Linked DNA regions of Homo sapiens: region 2 is linked to region 1. A link is a loop called in an ENCODE intact Hi-C map of the cell type or tissue named here. Cell type or tissue: B cell. All regions are shown on one strand.

Evidence for each region. Peaks named below come from ENCODE experiments on the same cell type or tissue, not always from the same donor. Only the 100,000 strongest peaks of a DNase experiment are listed, where the experiment ranks them.
Region 2: it touches region 1 in a loop (10-fold over the local background); 3 of 110 quality-filtered maps call a loop at or near these places.

Annotation. Positions count from the first base shown.
Region 1 is chrX:78,554,597-78,557,096 of GRCh38, reverse strand. It overlaps the pseudogene UBE2V1P7. Among named protein-coding and RNA genes, the nearest start is that of RTL3, 100 kb to the left of the region's middle. In B cell, a CTCF peak has its summit at 1,528 (motif pointing left); a DNase peak (open chromatin) is centred at 1,536.
Region 2 is chrX:78,751,757-78,754,256 of GRCh38, reverse strand. The region is part of intron 4 of LPAR4 (lysophosphatidic acid receptor 4); the gene reads right to left. Among named protein-coding and RNA genes, the nearest start is that of LPAR4, 5.3 kb to the right of the region's middle. In B cell, no CTCF peak of the experiment used is centred here; no DNase peak of the experiment used is centred here; H3K4me3 peaks cover 694 bases; H3K27ac peaks cover 1,914 bases.

The DNA.
Region 1 (2,500 bases):
ATGAATAAAAAAGTGGTACAGATACAAAATGGAATATTATTTAGTCATATAAAAGAATGAAAGTCTTTCATTTGCCAAATATGGATGAACTGGAAGATATTATGTTAAATAAAATAAGCTACACGCAGAAAAACATATATTACATATTCTTATTTACATATTTAAGCCAAAATACATACATTTAAAAAATGCAAATAAAACATTTCCAGACTCTCTAAAATTGTTTTTATGAAAAAAAAAATTCTTCAGAAGATATCTTAAATCAGTGACTTTACAGGTTCCCTTTTCTAGACTATTTGCCATAGGGAAATAGTCCAAAAGAAATGTCTACAAAAATTAAATGTATGAAAGTCTAATAATGTAGGAATTTCAGAAGGTAGAACTTTTCAAAAAATGTCAAAAGCTCTGAAGGTAGTGTAGTTTGCAGATAATTTGAAAAAAAACTATCATTTTAAATATTATAATTTTATACCTAAAAAATGAAAAAGGTAGCACTGCTTTGCAACATAAATACAAAAATAAAGCCTGGCAAAATCTTCCTGACTAGTGGGGGATATGAAAAACATACAGCATAATTCGGGAGGTGAAGAGAAAAGTCCCTTTTGGCAAAAAATCTATATCAGAATTCTGATGGGTGCATGACATTTGTACTCTTATCAACAAGAGGCATGGGATGTTTAAGTGAGGAAAACACTATTTTACAGCGTATAGACAAAGTCTGTAATAAGGACAAAGCAGTAAGATTATATAAAGACTTTATATCTCTTTCCTCTAATATCAACTGTTTTTTTTTTAACCTAAGCTGAAGGGGCTATATGAGGTTTGGCAATAGTTTCTTCCACTAAGGCAGAGGTTCTTAATCCAAGTAATAACTTCAGAATACAATGAGCCATGTGAAATTGTATGCAAAATTTCACATAGATGCATGTACATTTTTCTGGGATGAGAATCCACAGCTTTTATCAAATTCACAAGTGGATCTGTATTCCTTCACTCAAAACATAAAAGGCGTAAGAACCACAGAACTGAGGGATCCTTTCTCCAATAAAGATTCATAGAATTCCAGAGCATGTGATATGCAACTACAAAAGTGAAATTGTCATTTGGAAGAAGGTAAAATTTTCTTAATTAAAAAGCACTAAATGATAAGGTTCCAAGAGCCTGTTGGTTTCCGCAATTGCAAAATGTCATCCTCCAAATTAACATTAGGTTTCTGTAGGAGGCAGCCATTGGTAAAGCCGTATTTAGAAAGCAAGTTTCCATGATGAAAGTTAGGACTCAGAAAAGATGGACTTGGTGTTTCAAGAGCTCACCAAGTAAATTTTCTAGAAAGAAAGAAAGAAAGAGAGAGAGAGAGAGAAAGGAAGGAAGGAAGGAAGGAAGGAAGGAAGGAAGGAAGGAAGGAAGGAAGGAAATATTTTACCCACATAATTTTCTGAAAGTGAACAATTTTTTTAAATTATTCAATTGTGACCCAACTTTTAATTTCTGATGCACATTACAATATCACCATCTTGTGGAATATAGTAAAAATGCATGATTTTAGGTGGCTGCTCAGTCAGTGTTTCTCAGTGTGGTCAATGAACCCCTGAGGGTACCTGAGACATATTCAGGGGGTTCATGAGGTCAAAATTATTTTCATAATAATATGAAGATGTCGTTTGTCTTTTCCACTATGTTGACATCTGCATTGATGGCTCAAAAGCAATAGTAGGTAAAACTTCACGCACCTTAGCATAAATCATGGCAGTAATTCCAAATCATAAATCAAATTCCAAGTCATCGTGTTTTTCACTGCAATGCATTTGAAGAAAAAAAAATCCAGTTGCACTTAAGAATGATTTTCATGAAGTAGTAAAAAAAAGTTTTAATTTGGGAGACAAGCTTGTAGGACTCACTAAACACGAATTTGCTTTATTGTAAATTGTGTTTATAAAAAAATTCCTTAGAGAACTACGGAGTCTATGCTAGTAGACATTTATGAACATAACAGATAAGAAGCTTGTGCTTTAATCTTCACTCTTTCCATTAGAATCCATTGTGTTTTCTCATTTCTAAAATGGGGATACTCCTAGAAGTTGTTGCACTGTGTAGTCATAATAATTAAAGGCTGGATATAATGGCTTAGTAAGTACCAACTCTTCTAGTGTCTTTATGTTTCACCATGTGCCAAGAGTTTATTACAATATTTTACCTTGCCAGAAACTCTATAAAGTTGATATTATTTTCTCCCATTTAAGATGGGAAACTGAGACCAAAGAAAGTTTCAAGTCTCTTGCCTAAAGTCACACAGAAAAGTGAGTGGTAGAGGAGGACTTGAATTCAGGCAATTTTACTCCAGAAAAATAAAAGTCCCTTACAATTTCTGATTATTGGAAGAAATTAAAGAAGGTCATAAAGTAGTAGGAGTTGGCACAGTTAGCTGGGGGTCTAAAAATGATGAAGAGATAACACAAGATGGACAGAAGTTATAGTTGGGTCTCTACAAACAATTTATGAA
Region 2 (2,500 bases), 200 kb before region 1:
AGATCTCCCCAGTTTTCCATTCAGATTTTTTATGATTTCAATCATTTTATTTTTTATTTGCATTATGTTTAACTGACAAATCATAATTGAACTACATTTATGTAAGTACGAGGCGATGTTTTAATATATGTATACTACATGAGGTGATTATGTCAAGCTAATTAACACATCCATCCCCTCACTTCAGTTTTATGTTTCCAGGAACATATATATTACACCCACAGCAAGCAGCCTGCAAATGCCTGGCACTTCTGCTCTGCTGCTCTGAGTAATCAAACTTTGTGGGAGAGAAAGGACAGACAAGAAAACATTACATTCTCAATCCTGAAGAGAGGGCATGGGAAAACTGCCACTGTGGCCCTATTCATAGCTCCCATTGCTTGAACACACAACCACCTTTGCCGTCTAGAAGTGAGGGTGTGGCGCTGGGACTTAACACAGCATTAGAAGCAAGGAGTTCTATTTCTGACTCAGACACTGGTTCACTCTGTAACTTGGCTATACTCTCTCTCTTCCTTGTATAAACTTTACCTCTAAGCCTCACAGCTAAAGCTAGGAAGATTCAATAGGGCTTGTGAATTGCTTTATGAGCTTGCTAGTATTCGGCCCTACCTAACTACAGAGAAACATTATGTAAGTTTGTTTCTTCCTCCCTTCCTGAAACAACTGTAACTTTATATTTCTGTCTTTTTTGGTATACTGAAGTTCACATTAGGAACACATCCTTCTAGTGTCATGTATACCTTGTGCCTCAGAAAGCTCCCCTTGAGTTTCAGCCTTAACTACACAATTTACTCAAACAGGACAATCCAGGAGTGTGCCCTCAAGGTAATATTTCCCATACAGGTATGATTAAAAAACCAGAAAGACATTTGGCTCTTGAGATGATTCTGAAGAAGAATCAATATTAGCCTCTTTTCTTACTGGCTTCCTTTCTTTTGACTAAAAGAAACAGCATTTCTAACTATTAGATCTTCCTAAATAGCCAACATATTGTGCACTAAATAGAGGCAAAGGACCAACACTTGAGCTTCAGATGAAATGAAGAAGGAAAAATATATGCTGATGCAGTTAATTACATTTTCCACTGCAAGGAGCATTAAACTACTGTCTTCTGCAAACCTCTGCTCCCAATTATTCTGACAATTAATCACCTAAGGGTGTCAGAGAGTGTTGGGTAGCTGCATTTTTATTGACAATGGACAGGAAGCAGGTCCCGTGGAGGTTGACCAAAAATAAATCTGACCCTCAACTTTTAACTTCAATCTACACCTGGAGCTAATTCAGAGTGGCCACAATTGTTTCCTCTTTTTTAAAAAATTTCTAATGATAGTAAAATACAGGTATACCATATTTGGGGTCCTTAAGGCTCCTGGAAGAAGTAAAGTTAGCCTTTTGGCCCTATAAGGATAAATAACCAAATCACTTCACTTCATGAAGTGCTAAACTTTCAGATCATACATTGAAAACAAAGCTCCAACTTCTGGCATAAATATGCCCGGTACCCTAGAAAAGCTGACTTGCTTTTGCTCCCTACAGAGGACAGTCCAGAGCTCAGGAAGACAAGGCCTTGAAGGCAGAGTATACTAAAATTATTTTTGCTTTGCTCCATTTTTAATAAGCGCAGGCCAGGTCAGAGTGCTTCTGATCCCCAGAGCATTTCCTTGTTCTACTCTGGTCAAAGTTTATGAAAGTTGACACAATAGTTTTCAGAGGAAGATGAAATCTATTGTGTTCTTATGTATAGATACTTAGCAGTGAAGCAGATTTAAAAATACACAAATGTTGTGAAAAATACAGCTCAAAACAATCCTGCTGGAGCGATAGGGAATATGTTCAGACTGTTGCTTCTCAAATTAGTGGTTTCTAACAGATAAGACTCTAGGTCAAGTCACAGGCATAGGTCACACTCATACAGGTTTTATATCAGTGTTCCTATACATTGGTTGATGCTTCATAATAGTTTTTGAAACAAAACCTAGCTTTATGGCATTCCATATGGAGGGAACCATAGATAAATGTTTCACTCAAGAATGGAGCTAGGAAATTGATCTAAATCAACCTCTTTTATTTTTGATGCAAGAAATAGCCTTTTAAAAGTGGCTTATCTACACCTAATCTGGTTTTCACTAAGATTATTAAGGCTGCTTTGTCTCTCCATTTTATTTGAGGAAAACAGGAAACTGATATGGGCCTCAATTTGATAAAATCCTGTTCTCAGTGATTAACTTGATATTTTTTTTTCTTTTCATCAAAAAAGAAAAAAAATACTTCAGTCTCTTATTAACACTTCACTTGATAACACAGTCCAATCTTTGGGAAATAATGTGGTCTGGTGCTCAACATGATGGGGCCAAAGATTGCATCAGCCCTACTAAAGTAGAATTTTCCCTAGTACTTAGTTACAGAGTAAGAAAACTACAGGTAAATTGCTCAACCTAATATTATAAAATTGTCTTGAGTCTTGAGACTCAATATCTCATCTCAGCAGAAGCCCCAG